2 separate regions of the Mus musculus genome follow, and region 1 is linked to region 2. Evidence: chromatin loops called from intact Hi-C (ENCODE). Cell type or tissue: left cerebral cortex. All regions are shown on one strand. Each heading gives the region's core, and the rest is flanking DNA. Links, peaks and the distances in the headings are about the cores only.

Region 1 (7,537 bases), core at 1,434-6,433, 67 kb before region 2:
CCAGGACAATTCCCAGAGTTGCCCAATAGGGTAACTGGGAGGTTAAACTAAGTGACAGCTAGAATGGGGGGGTGGGGGTGGGGGTAGTCAGAGAGGTGATGGGTGTGTATATAAAGTGATATGTATGTTCATATATACATGTGTGTATCTATTTATAGTTAGAGAGATATAGAGAAATATATCTCTCTAAACATGTGGAAGACAAAATTTGGGACTCAGATCTCTCTCCCCCTCCCCCTCCTTCCAGAGATCCAACTTGGGGAGGGCACTATGCATGCTAATCAGTATAAGGACTCTAAAACGGGGGGGGGGGGGGGGAGCTACATCCCCAGCCCAGAGGTTGCATTTCTACCAAGCAGAAATTATACTAGTTTTAAAGAGAAAACAACTTTCATTTCCAGTCTCCACCTATGCTTGGTCCCCAAACCAGGGACCAAAACACAGCTGTTTTAAGTTAAAATTTTATATATCTGTTCTATGTGATTTTTTCCCCAGATAGCAAAAAAAAAAAAAGAATTTTTGTATGTAATTAGTTCTTATTCTAGATTGTATTTTATGATAGACATTCAGCTAACTACCCAGAGAAAATAATAGCGTTTCCCCCTAAAAGTCACCATGTTTAGTTGTGAAATAACTAGTAGTATAAGCCTAACTCTGTCATTTGGTAAAAGTGCATGGGAGAAGTTAAGAAAATTCAAAGGCACTATTATATATTCAAAACAAATTTGAGGAACTACTTTCAAAAGGACATGTAGTTAGCCAGTAGAAGTTACTTATCACAACACATGATTGAAGCAAATTGCTTTATGAGCTTTGCTTTCTCCTTAATCAAACTTCTACATGAAAATAAAAGAAAGGCCACTAGCACAGTCAGGTAAAACTCCATAGGAGGAGAGTAAACCCAATTGTAATAATAATCCATTGAGCGTTTATTTTGTACCAGAAACTATACTAGGTAATTGTCCACACTTTGTAAAGTTGGTTTCCTATTACTCTTTAGGAACACAAACAAAACAAAAACAAAGGACTCAGTTTAGAACCTGTTAAATGCCACCAAGTGGTGGAGACATCTTTTGAAAGAAGGCAAAGCAATTTTCTTTCTAAAACCCAATCTTCCTGTTACAACTTCCCTGGCTTGTTAAAGATGAAGGTGCTGCATAAGAAAAGAAAATGGACAAGGGAGGAAGGCAATTTGATGCTATGTGCCAGAACTTCACAGGTAAAATGTACAAAACGTTAACTAAGCTCTGTATAATAAACAACATGACCTGGACTATTGACTTCCAAGAGATGAGATTTCTTGGGCCATGGGGAGCATCTTAGAGGGTCAGCTGCACACAGATAATAGGTAAGCGCTGCGGAGTACGTGGGCAAACATTTTGGATTGCTTCTGAGTCACCCGCTGATCCCAGAGCTAGCAGAGACTATTCTTTGGATTTTTGCCTTACTAATGCCAAGCAAGTCACCCACGTGGGCTAACAAGAGGCCCTTTAACTTCAGTTAACCCAGCAAACTACATGGCAGGTTTTCCTTCTCATAAACAAAGGATTATATCAGGGTTTGAAGGATGGAGCTTCTACTTGTTTGAGACTTTTGCTTGCTATGCCCTGGCGGTGGGTGTCACTTCCCAGGACATTTCACGGACACAAAAGCTCAGACAGCTGTGCTCTTGTAAGGCGAGCAATCCGGTTTCCCCGCCAAGAACCGCTCCCCCACGCAACCTCCCTACTCCTCCCACGCTACCCCCAGCCATGAACGGGTTCGACTCGTTTCTCCTCCGACGTCTTCCTCTTGCACTGGTTGCCTCAAAAAAAAAAAATCTAAAAGAGCCAAAACAAAAAGTTATCATTCGTGCGTGAACCTCCAGCGCAGAAAGTGAAAGTGAGTGCCAGGTATGTGCAGTGCTCCGCGGACTGCGCGAGCGGCGGGAAGGGGCGGGGCGCGAGCGAGCGGAGTGCTGGTCACGTGGCTAGAGGCTGTCCAATCCTGGAGGTCCCAGGTTGGGACCCGACCGGGTCCTCCAGAGCCTTGCTCGCCGGTTGTAGGCGAGTTAGCCCGGCTGGTACTATGAGAATCAGAGCACAGAGTGGGTTGCAGCCCGGTGCGCTCCAGCCACCCCCCCAAAGTCCCCTCACATATTCACACGTCCACTGCTGGATGAGCCACCTTCCATCAGCTGCGGGAGCCGCTTGCACACGTGTGGCCAATGGACCCAGGAACGATGGGATTTCTAGCTCTGTTCTGCAGGCCAAAGAGGGAATCAGGACTGTGTGCCTCCTTCCATTAAAGCGAATGTGCACAATGATAACTGGAGGGAATCTGAAGTTTTGGGTTTCCAGAGCAAAATCCAATAAGTTCCGACGTTGCTGTTGCCATTTTTCCTATTTTGACAGACGCCAGAGGGGAGCTGAGTTACTGAAATACAGGGCAGGTAGCAGGATGCAACGTCAGTTCTTAGTAATATTTAAAGTGATATTTAGGTTTTTGGGTGGGGAGCATTCCACGATGCGAACTTGTGAAAGTCGGTTCTTTCCTTCCACTGTGTGGGAATGAACCCTGGTCTTCGGACTTGGCAGCAAGCGCCTTTACACACTGAGCCACCTCTCCAGCCTCTATAGAAAAATTTTTAAGTGACTGGACGTTTTTCCTCATAAAAATCTTAATACTTCATTCGGTGCTGTAATCTAAAAGAACCAAATTCCTCACTTGAGGTTAGATTTTTCCATAATCTCAAAGACTCCTGGGAACTGTGGCGTTGGCGTTTTTTAATCCCTAATATCTACCACAAAACAAAAGCTAGCTTTTCTTAGCTAAATAACAATGGGAAAACTGGTTTCAGCCACCTCTGAGCAGACAAACCCCCACCCCCAAAGCCCTCGTCACTCTCCAACCTGCCCTTAGGTATGTTTGTGTAATCAGAGACGGATTGTAGCTGCCTTGACGTTTCTCCCGAGAAAGCTTAGTTTGCATTCACCGAAGTTGCTTGTTTTGGGAGTTTGTTGAGGCACAGAAAACGTGCCACAGGGAAGACTGAAGGTTCTGCAGCCGGAGGTCGTCGGGAGCTGCCCGGGCTGCTCAGGTGTGCCGCTTAGGACTGCGAAGAGCCGTGGAACAGTGCAAGGTCTTTAAAACGTTACTCTTGCTACCTTAAGAAATGGGGTTTCAAAGAATGGAGCCGGGGTGGTGTTTAAATTAGGATATCAGTGTGGGGAAAGATTTCCAGTGTTGGGGACAGTAAACCAGAGGGGACCTCCTGTTGCTTCATTCCTCCGACGGCATTCATTATTTAAAAATTTAAAACGGGATGGAAGGGAAGACCTTAGATCTTTCCCTTCAGTCTGTGGATGGAAGGGAAGACCTTAGATCTTTCCCTTCAGTCTGTTCAAAGAAAACGTCGAATTTCGTGTCACCCGTTGGTTGATTAAACGCAGAATCGGATACACCTTATTTTGAAATGTAAACTTAATATAATGTCGGAAATTCTAAAAGGCCTGCCCCAACTGAACAGGGGCAATTACGTTTACTCTTCTTCGGTAGCGCAAAAACAGCACCCAAAGTTTTAGATGCTGGGAGAGGGACATGGGAGACAGAGAGCAGAGCGACTCTGGGGATGGGGATCAGGGGTGTCACACGTCCCAGATGCCACCATTAGGACACGGAGACTCGGTGGGAGGCTAGGGAGACAAGGTAAGACCCAGAGGAGGGAGAGTCCAGACTGGTTCAAATTGAAAAAGGAATTCGCAGCTAGCGGCTTGCAATTAGACTACGCAGTGCACGATTGCGCAAATTATTTTAAAGGCGGGAGGGGGGGCGGTGAGGCGGGGGAGGGGTGGACAGCTGTTCTGCAGGAACACTGGTGCTGCCAGACCCTCGAGTAGGTGAGAGGGAGCAGACACACCCTTTGTGCGTCTTCTTTGAACTGGAGCCCTTTCTTTAAAGTCACCAAAGAAGGAGTGAGTGGGTTTAGGATGACCCAGAGATTGCTTTCGTTCGGAGATAAAGAGAACCAAGGGTGCTGACAGAGACCCTAAGGATACCAGAGGGATCTTTCTGTGTCGCGTCCCTCCAGGCTCAGGGAGGAATGGGTTGTGCAGACAAACTTTCCGAGAACTCCTGGCCTGGCCCGGAGTTCCCGCTGTCACTGGCTAGGGTGCTGCCTGCCACTTCCTAAGTGCAGAGCAGATTCTGCCGCGTGGATGGCTGCTGGGCTTGCAATCTAGTGTAATTGGTGAGCAAGCCAGGCAGTCTAAACCAGAGTCGGGGCTACTCGAGCTTTCCAGCCTTCGCACCTTCGCTAACCGCTAGCACCGCAATCGCGCTGAACTTAGGGGCGCAGAGCTGGAGGGGTGGCCCGGAGGGCAGCGCCTGGAGCTGCCAAGCTACCTTTTCCGATTTTTGAAATCCGGAGAGATGAGTCCTACTCAGGATGACACTTTTAAGTTCCTGGTTACGTCTCACCTTACTCGCACCTTTTTAGGTTCTCGGTTCCTGGCAAGCATAGAGGTTAGGCACAGGCAGAGGAGGGCTTGGGCAGGTGCCAGCTCTGAGTACCTACCCAGCGTGGTCACGTTCACTATGGGATCAATGAACCATGCGCTGCCTCTTTCACAAGCAGCCTGGGCGTTTTCTGCGAGGATTTACTTTTTTTTTTTTTTCCTTTCTTTTTAAAAGGAACCTTCAAGGATTACTATTTAAAGTTTTAAATGTTTTGATTCAACAGACACTTGTAAACAGAACAAAAGGGAAAGGCCTGACTTGAAACTGCTTTGCTTTGAAACTATTCTGCTTTGCTGAATAAAACAGCAGAGGAGGAATAATTGAGGGGGAAAAAAAAAACATTGGTTAAGTGAGTATTCAGCTGTAAATAAAGTAACAGGAAAGACCCAGTAAATAGGAAAAATAATAAAATAAACAGTAGATACACGACACAGACCGTTGGGAAGCTCTGTTCCCACTGAAAGCCTCTTTCTCCCAGGGAGGATATTTGTGGGGGAAAATTATTTGGTTATTTTCACAGTATTACAGCTCCCTTTGAATTAAACTTTTTTTTTTTTCATCAACTAGACTTAGTTCTTTAATTAGGAAGCACAATTGAGTTTCTAACAGATGTTGTCAGCCGCAAACTCTGATCCAAAATAATAGTGTAATTAGTTTGGGGGGGGGGGACATCTTTAGTTTATAAGGCCTGAAATTAAAATATGATGTTTTTAAACATTGTGGTACAAAGCCACCGGGAACATTTGTTCCAGAGTCTAGTAGTGGCACCACTTCCTGGTTCTGCCTTGGAAAAGTTTGCAGTAGGATGCTTAGGGCCCTTCTTATTCTAGACCTCTCTACATTTCCTTCAGCTCTTGGGAAATTCAATTTTAAAAAATGTTTCTGACTGAAAAAAAGTGAAATCCCTAAAACACAGCATGTTCCCAGTTGGTTAAGTTTGGTTTTTTAGTTGTTTTTTGTTTGTTTGTTTTATCATAAACTGACTGTCCTAGAGATGGCTAAGCAGGGTTTTTTGTTTTTGTTTTTGGCTAACTATAGTTTTTTTTTAAATATACATAATGTGAATTAATGTTAGCAAACTTTTTGTACCTTGAAATATAAACATAAATACAGATTTTTCTCTAATAGCTGTCTGAAAAATGAAATGTTTGCTAGCTTTTCTCTGTGGTAAAACTAGCAATCTGGCCTATCTGATTTGAATATAAGTATACGACATCAGGATAAACTAAACAGGACATTCTCCTGCATCTAGTTTTTGCTCTTACAGCTTGATGTTCTTCTAGACTCTATGCTGCACGGTACAGATTTGTCTTTATAAATTATCCATTTCGTACACATTACAAGGTGCAGGAAGTCAAGCTATTCTCTACAGTACTTAGCAAATCCACTGGCGAAAATTCTTATGGCTTAAACGGTGTTTTTAATACATGCCATGTTTCAAAAAGCATTTAGCAAAAATCAGTTTCTGTGTAAAAATAGCCTATCACCCTTTTGTGGATCTCAGTGCCTGTTTTCAATGTTTTTAAATGTTAAAGGCCAAGAGGACATTCATTACATTGTGCTGTCTGTGTCTTCTTCAGAACCCCTCTCCATTGGAGCCTTTTGGGTCCTCCTTATTTTCTAGTAACAATGCCTCTTAGGGACAGGTAGAGTTAAAATTACCCACTTTGGCAGACAGAAACTAGAATCCTTTGTTTCTGACACAAAGTAAACATTATTTTAACCAAATAGGCTATCTCCTGCCTTAGAGTCACACACTAGGTTTTGATTTGTCTTCTTTGGGTTACAAGAAAACAAACTTCTGCTCCAAACATAGCTGCTTGTTTTCAGACTGAGATTTCTTTAACTCTATGAGAATACTGTTCACTGACAGCTGATAGAGGTCTGAGCCTTAGAATCTTCCTAAGTGGGAAATCTAATATAAATGACACAGGGAGCAAAGACAAGGAACTTAGCACTCAAAAAATAAGTCCCATTGATAAATGTAAAGGTCATTGATAAATGAAAGCCGTTCACAAACAAGTTCCTTCATGCAGAATGAATGCTAGACCAGGGTTAAATGTGTCCTAAGTTATTTCTGTTTGTTTCCTCTTCAGTCTTATTATACCAATGTAATTTGATGTAGGTTTAATTGATAAAATGATTTCGGTCAGTTATAAACAAATGTTATTGGTCTGTCTCCTGGCACTTTGGTGTTGATCTATATATAGGAATAGCTCCGGGTAGCTCCCCTTGAAGGTTGCAGGTGATGATGTTAAAGTTCTCTGGGTTCTGCTGCCAGTGACTCCTCAGCCCTTCTAACACGGAAGTAGATCAGAGAGGTTGCCCTCAAAAAGTTCCTAGCCCATGCATTTTGCATTTTTGAAAGGAAAATTTTTGGATTGTTTCCTGATTTGTTGGGAATGATAAAGTCATCGGGGGCATCACAACTTCCTAGCATTGATTGGGAATATAGGTTTCTGGGTTTTAGAATAAGTATTTAGATGAAAGTTTCTGAGTACATATTTTTTAAAAGAATTATACAGCCTCGATTTCAGTAAAGCTTTTTTTGCTCTACACTAAAATCTTAAATGTATTAAGATTCATGACCTTCAAAATATAGTTGAATTTGAAGGAGATTTTTTTTCTCCCCCAAATTTAGCCACACTTCCTTGTAGCCTTTACAAAGTTCTACACACAGCATTGCAGTGGGAAGTTGTTTCTAGCAGCTGTCTCTCAGCAGTTGCCTGAGCTGAGTGTGTGTGGGGTTTTTCCTAATGAAATTTTAAATGTGGCTCTGTGGCTCCTAACACACCATGTGGATAATATGTGAACAAAAGCATGTGTGCTGAACATTATTACTGTAAAAGAAAAATAGTTTGCTTCTTTTAAATGGAAGGATACTTTAAGCTTTAGTAATGATGGGGGTCACTGCTTGAAAAGAAAATGCCTAATTAGCATCTGACAGCAAATCGTCAATCTGTAACTAATTCAGTTATTAAGATGATATTGTGTGCTGGAACAAAACTTTCCAAGTAAACTGGTTGTTAAGAGTCTAGAA
Region 2 (7,537 bases), core at 791-5,790:
CCTCCATGACAGAGCCTCTATGCTAGGCTAACCTGCTTTGTAGCTGAAAATGACCTTCAATTTTTTATCTTCCTGCCTCAACACCCCCAGGTGGAGATTATAGGCGTATGTTACTTTGTTTGCTTTGTGCTGTGCTAGGAATTGAGCCCAAGGCTTTGTGTACACCGATGTCTTTTTCTCTCCACTGTGAGCCTTTCTCCTTGCTGTGAGGCCTCTCCTCTCACTGAAAGAGAGAGGTGTACTTTGGTCCCAGGCTCTCACTGATGTGGAAGCTATCCTTCCTCCCTCAGACTCTGAGAGAAGATTTTTCAAGGAAAGTGCCCATGAGCGTGCACCTGCCCTGCTGCCTCTCTCTCCCTAAGCATCCCTGCCCTGGCTCGTCTTAGTTCAGGCTCATTCCTTTTCCCACCAAATTCAGGATAGATGTCTTCTGGGTTCAGAAATGATTGCTTTTCCCACAGCCTTTTTCAGGAGTTAAGATCCCTCTCATGTCTGAATCACTATAATAAAAACATAGTTAGAAAGGCAATCAGATCTTAGAAACCCACAGTGGTTTTCCCCGTTTGCCAGGGACACGATGGTTACTGTTGGCACTATTTGTTAAGTTGGTGGATGTTCAACTGAATAAATAACTTAAAAGTATGTGGATAATCAGATAAAACCAGAACTGTGACAGGACCAAAATATGCTGAGGCATCCTGACATGGCAGCCATCTTGAAAGTTTTTACCGACCTTAGGAGAGTGCTTATCTTTGTTACATTACGAGAAGAGAGCTCTGCTTTAATTTACTTAATCTTTGTTTCTCTTCTTTAGGAAGTCAAAACAGTGACATCATCCTCTACCATCCCACAGGCCGCTAGGATCACCATTCCCAAGTCTAGGCCCTGACAATGTTTGTCCTAGTTGGGGGGAGGGGTGAGTTATGTGTCACGCAAAGGAAGCTTATGCTATTTTTAGATTGATTTAACACACCATTGAAACATATCATACACATATCACACCCATGACACACACGCGGCGTTGTAACACAGCATGTGTCATACATACATTCTCTCTCACTCACACACATAACTTGCTCTTCTTGTCCGGCTTTTAAAAATGGAAGGCAGCCCAGAGAAGCCAAGCCCGGTTGACTAGAGTTGAAAAGGCTGTTAAAGTTTAAAAGCCAAGTGCCCCTCCAGTTCTCAGCCCGGCTTTGAGACATGTGGGAGGGCTTCGAAGCCACAGTGCCCCTCTCTAAGGCTCAGGCTTACAGTTGGTCCCCAAATGTTTACCAGCATGAAGATGCCTAGCTTACAGGAAGTGGGAAATGGGTGTGGGGGGTTGAGGGTGGGTGGGTGAGTAGGGAGTGGGGAAGAGGGTGGGGGGTGATCTATTGATGTGGTTAGCCTGTCATTGACCTTGTTTGGCTATAGCAGGAGTTGAATTAGAAAATGAAAACCCGTTTCATCTTGAGCATATTTTATCCCTTTTTTTTTTTTCTTACTTTCCTTAGGGGAAAAAAACTTTTTTAAGCCCAAGTGGAGTCCAGTCTCCAGATTTGGTGCTCAGGTTCCCTCCGTGCCGCAATAGCAGCTACTATAGTCGTTTTGCTCATAGTCATCTGGCCGCCTACAGAGTGATTCCCAACCTACCCAAAGACTAAAGGGGCGGGGAACCTGGCCCAGGAGCTGAAACTGAACGAATGGTGGGTTTGCTGATGCATCAAAAGAAAGGGACGGGGCTTTCAGAGAACATAGCTATTGGGATTGTGATGGGCTACCATTTCACAGATGAATGAAGACAGCTGCTGAGATTGGGGTGTCCTGACACTGGAGAAAATGAAAAAACAAAACAAAAAACAACAACAACAACAACAAAAAAAAAAACCGACCAAAACTGTATCCAGCGTGTTGCTTAGAAGAAATATTTTTTAAAAGATTTATTTATTGCCGGGCGGTGGTGGCGCACGCCTTTAATCCCAGCACTTGGGAGGCAGAGGCAGGCGGATTTCTAAGTTCGAGGCCAGCCTGGTCTACAGAGTGAGTTCCAGGACAGCCAAGACTATACAGAGAAACCCTGTCTCGAAAAAACAAAAAAAAAAAAAAAAAGATTTATTTATTATATGTAAGTAAGTACACTGTAGCTGTGTTCAGACACCCCAGAAGAGGGCATCAGATGGTTGTGAGCCACCATGTGGTTGCTGGGAATTGAACTCAGGGCCTTCAGAAGAACAAACAGTCAGTGTTCTTACCCACTGAGCCATCTCTCCAGCTCCTAGAAGGAATATTTTAATACTTAGGATTCCAGACCATGGCCACTTCAGTTCTTTGTGCTGTGCACAGGCACTAGCACCTCCTGGTCTCCTAGCTTTAGTGTCCACATCCGGGAGTGCGGGGCTCCAGCCTTTGGAGGGTGCTGGGTGGCGCTCAGCCCACAGTCAGGCCCTGCTTAGCTGTTCTGCTCTGGACGCTACCTAAGTGCTATAATATGAATTTGCCCTTCATCTTAGCTTATACCACTATCTCTCCTTAACTACCACCGTCAGCATCAGAACTTGGCCTGGAACTGTTTGTTTTGTTTCCCCCTCATCTCGTGTTCGTTTGTCCTGGAGCAAATACTTCAAGGATATTATACTCCAATGATGCTCTATCCCTTTTTTTTTTTTTTTTTGGTTTTTTGGTTTTTTGTTTTTTTGTTTCCTGATGGTTTCACCTATGGCTTTGTCCAGCACAGCTGGAACACCTGGAACTAATTTTAGGGTTGCCTGGATGAGCCTCACACTGATATTTGATGTTTGCGTCCTCCCTAGACTCAAGCCTATTTCGCCACCTCGGAAGGTGAGCCCAGGCTGATATTAATTAACCATGAGTTGATTCACAGGCATCTTCCAGTCATTAAAGCAAACATTTGGCTTAAAATAGCCCTCTTCCCACTCTGACTGCCACCCTTTGCTTCTTTCTTTACACCACAGTGGTGGAATCACTGACACTTACATGGTATCTGTGCCCCAAGAGCAAAGTTTTTCATGAAAGGAAAGCAGGGTAAACCGTGTTAACTGCTGTGCAGTGGAGACAGCTAGCAGCAGGCCAGACCCTGAGATGACTACATTGTTTTTCTGTCCATAGTGGTGCTGACTCAGCATCGGTTAATAAACCCTCTGCAGGAGGCTGGATTTCTTTTGTTTAATTATCACTTGGACCTTTCTGAGAACTCTTAAGAATTGTTCATTCGGGTTTTTTTGTTTTGTTTTGGTTTGGTTTTTTTGGGTTTTTTTTTTTTTTTTTTTTTTGGTTTTTGGAGACAGGGTTTCTCTGTATATAGCCCTGGCACAAGAGCAAGCTAACAGCCTGTTTCTTCTTGGTGCTAGCGCCCCCTCTGGCAGAAAATGAAATAACAGGTGGACCTACAACCCCCCCCCCCCCCCCCAGTGTATTCTACTCTTGTCCCCGGTATAAATTTGATTGTTCCGAACTACATAAATTGTAGAAGGATTTTTTAGATGCACATATCATTTTCTGTGATACCTTCCACACACCCCTCCCCCCCAAAAAAATTTTTCTGGGAAAGTTTCTTGAAAGGAAAACAGAAGAACAAGCCTGTCTTTATGATTGAGTTGGGCTTTTGTTTTGCTGTGTTTCATTTCTTCCTGTAAACAAATACTCAAATGTCCACTTCATTGTATGACTAAGTTGGTATCATTAGGTTGGGTCTGGGTGTGTGAATGTGGGTGTGGATCTGGATGTGGGTGGGTGTGTATGCCCCGTGTGTTTAGAATACTAGAAAAGATACCACATCGTAAACTTTTGGGAGAGATGATTTTTAAAAATGGGGGTGGGGGTGAGGGGAACCTGCGATGAGGCAAGCAAGATAAGGGGAAGACTTGAGTTTCTGTGATCTAAAAAGTCGCTGTGATGGGATGCTGGCTATAAATGGGCCCTTAGCAGCATTGTTTCTGTGAATTGGAGGATCCCTGCTGAAGGCAAAAGACCATTGAAGGAAGTACCGCATCTGGTTTGTTTTGTAATGAGAAGCAGGAATGCAAGGTCCACGCTCTTAATAATAAACAAACAGGACATTGTATGCCATCATCACAGGATGTCCTTCCTTCTCCAGAAGACAGACTGGGGCTGAAGGAAAAGCCGGCCAGGCTCAGAACGAGCCCCACTAATTACTGCCTCCAACAGCTTTCCACTCACTGCCCCCAGCCCAACATCCCCTTTTTAACTGGGAAGCATTCCTACTCTCCATTGTACGCACACGCTCGGAAGCCTGGCTGTGGGTTTGGGCATGAGAGGCAGGGACAACAAAACCAGTATATATGATTATAACTTTTTCCTGTTTCCCTATTTCCAAATGGTCGAAAGGAGGAAGTTAGGTCTACCTAAGCTGAATGTATTCAGTTAGCAGGAGAAATGAAATCCTATACGTTTAATACTAGAGGAGAACCGCCTTAGAATATTTATTTCATTGGCAATGACTCCAGGACTACACAGCGAAATTGTATTGCATGTGCTGCCAAAATACTTTAGCTCTTTCCTTCGAAGTACGTCGGATCCTGTAATTGAGACACCGAGTTTAGGTGACTAGGGTTTTCTTTTGAGGAGGAGTCCCCCACCCCGCCCCGCTCTGCCGCGACAGGAAGCTAGCGATCCGGAGGACTTAGAATACAATCGTAGTGTGGGTAAACATGGAGGGCAAGCGCCTGCAAAGGGAAGTAAGAAGATTCCCAGTCCTTGTTGAAATCCATTTGCAAACAGAGGAAGCTGCCGCGGGTCGCAGTCGGTGGGGGGAAGCCCTGAACCCCACGCTGCACGGCTGGGCTGGCCAGGTGCGGCCACGCCCCCATCGCGGCGGCTGGTAGGAGTGAATCAGACCGTCAGTATTGGTAAAGAAGTCTGCGGCAGGGCAGGGAGGGGGAAGAGTAGTCAGTCGCTCGCTCACTCGCTCGCTCGCACAGACACTGCTGCAGTGACACTCGGCCCTCCAGTGTCGCGGAGACGCAAGAGCAGCGCGCAGCACCTGTCCGCCCGGAGCGAGCCCGGCCCGCGGCCGTAGAAAAGGAGGGACCGCCGAGGTGCGCGTCAGTACTGCTCAGCCCGGCAGGGACGCGGGAGGATGTGGACTGGGTGGACATGAGAGAGGCTTATCTCAGATGTTGGATCTTCTCTTGGAAAAACGTGTGGGTACGACCTTGGTAAGGAACCAGATTCTGTCTTTAATACGATTTGAAACCTTTTATCCCTTTTTCTTTCTTCCTTTTTTTTTTAACTTTTCTTTTCTCCCCCCTCCCCCTTTTAAAAAAAAAAAAAGAATGAAGCCTCAGTAGAAACCAGCGCTTCTGTTTTAGTACGCGGAGCACTGTCAAACATTTAGAAGACTTTTTTCCTCCGTATGAATCATTAACCCTTTCAGTTCTAGACATAATTGTCAATTCACTGAAATTTCAGTAGTGGTTCTTGTCCGCTTCGCCACTCGCTGCCTTTACATTACTGTAACTATCCCGGGTTGACTTAGGTTTTCACTTGTATTTAACATCGTTTGTTCCACATGACCTTACATGTTGGAACTAAATAAGAATGAGATAGTTTAAGTTGTACCCGGGACAAGGACAAGTAAGCATCTTTCCCCTTCTCGGAGCGTCCTATCTAGGGACGAATTGTAAAGACCAGCTCCGGAGAGGGACTCCCGCTGTACTGTGTTTACATTTTCACAAGCGCGCGTTCTAACATGGTTATCCTTATTCCTAATTTTTATCTGCGGCGTCTATGTGGGAATACGTTGCAGAGGCTGTTTTATCTTTCTTGCTTTTCCTCTTTGGAAAGGACTTTTTCCGAGGGCAGATAAGAGGAGGATCCCCAAGTCTTCTGTATAACTTTAGTTACAGTAAACTGTGCCACTTCAGTGACTTCTGGGAATTCATGCACTTTCACATTTAAATAGAAAGTGCTATTTGTGGCTGAGGGCTCCTAAAGGAATTCTCTTCAGGGAATTCTATTGACTTTTTTTTTAATATGTTTTGTTTTTAATTTTTCTATCTGGCTCGAGATGCCCACGGATTAAAAAAACAAACAAAACTGCTGGGTGTTTCCCTCTTCCCCAATTTTTCTTTTCCTGTGGTCCATGGGAGCTCGGGAAGGCTGGTACTCAAGGATGCTGGCAGGATGCAACCCCTCTCAGGCTTGCCTGCTGGAGGATGAAAGAGACTGAACGCGCGCGCGCGCGCGGCAGAGGGAGGGGACCTAGTTGTTTTGAAAGTTGCTTCGCTAGGGAGCTGGTGGGAAAGTTCAGTTTTCCCCATTTGGAAAAGGCAGACTGGGTTCCGCTCCTGCACCACACGTGTTTTCCATTTTTAGCTTCATTCAGACGCAGGCAGCGCCCCTGCCTCTTCCTCCCCTTGTTTGTGACACTTCTCTGAGACAGCTTTTCCACAGCTCTGAGGGTCTGGCGGCCATGACCCCGGGCGTCCCGGGACACAGGACGCAGCAGCGCCCACAACACATTTCTGCCTTGAGTGATAAAGCCAAGGATTGTTCAAAGGTAGCTGTTCTTTCTCTCCCGATGAGGTTAACATATACATATACGCTTTTTTTTTTTTTTTCAGCCAAAGGCTGCATTTTAAAACCGTGCTTCTTCAAGGCAGTCTACTTTACACGGCTTTGGACTCTTACTCAACTGTACAAGTACTCCAAGCTTTTAAAGTCTTCAGAGCACCGTGTTAGTCATAGCCTCTAAGAGGGAGGCACAGGAGCGCCGGACAATGGGGATTAAAAGCCTTTCCCTTCTCTTCCAGGCTGCCCCCAAGTCTAGCTCCGGCTCCGTGAAGTTTCAAGGACTGGCAGAGACTGGGATCATGAAAATGGACATGGAGGACGCTGATATGACTTTGTGGACAGAGGCCGAGTTTGAAGAGAAGTGTACATACATAGTGAACGACCACCCCTGGGATTCCGGCGCTGACGGGGGTACTTCTGTTCAAGCCGAGGCATCCTTACCAAGGAACCTGCTTTTCAAGTATGCTGCCAACAACAGCAAAGAGGTAAGCCGGCTGCCTTCTTGAAGTCTGACTGGCAATTGGGCCAGCTCTCCTACTACTATCTCTGAGAACCGTGAGAATTTATATGCATTGGCAAATAATTGATCGCTCCAGTGGCTGTTTTCCTTGCTTTCTCTTCAAACCAATTCCTATTCATTTCTTCCTCCCTTCAGCTGTCCTATACTAATTAGTAAACAGTTAAATTTTTTGGCAAGTTGACATGTCTTGGGAAAGCTAACTGGCAGCACTGGTGGGCAGCATGGTAAAGGGCTCAGTGCTTCACCCCCTGGCCCTCTTGGATGACAGTTTTAAAGGAAAGAAACTTCCTTAGAAAAAGAAGTTTTTCCTCTGCTCATGAGATGGCTTTATTCTTTTAACGAGCCAGCTTTATTAGCTGGGTTTCTAAAATTATTCTCAAAACCTTGACGTGTTTATGAACTGAAGAGATGGCATTAACCAGGAAGAGGGTCACGTAAAAGTGTCCTCTGTCAGGATGACTTCACTAACCACCCTTTACCTGT

Evidence for each region. A loop is a pair of places that touch in the nucleus more often than their neighbours do. Peaks named below come from ENCODE experiments on the same cell type or tissue, not always from the same donor. Only the 100,000 strongest peaks of a DNase experiment are listed, where the experiment ranks them.
Region 1: it touches region 2 in a loop (5-fold over the local background); 15 of 42 quality-filtered maps call a loop at or near these places.

What each region holds. Positions count from the first base shown.
Region 1 is chr10:44,523,950-44,531,486 of GRCm38, reverse strand. It overlaps a transcript of Prdm1 not described here. Among named protein-coding and RNA genes, the nearest start is that of Prdm1, 69 kb to the right of the region's middle. In left cerebral cortex, for the core only: no CTCF peak of the experiment used is centred there; DNase peaks (open chromatin) are centred at 1,937, 3,114, 3,574, 4,262 and 1 more place; H3K4me3 peaks cover 1,454 bases.
Region 2 is chr10:44,456,107-44,463,643 of GRCm38, reverse strand. It overlaps Prdm1 (PR domain containing 1, with ZNF domain), which reads left to right and starts at 4,896. Exons shown (of 7, transcript NM_007548.4): 1 at 4,896-5,177; 2 at 6,774-7,019. The coding sequence starts at 5,136. In left cerebral cortex, for the core only: CTCF peaks have their summits at 3,340 and 4,967; DNase peaks (open chromatin) are centred at 4,029, 4,274, 4,836, 5,667 and 1 more place; H3K4me3 peaks cover 1,523 bases.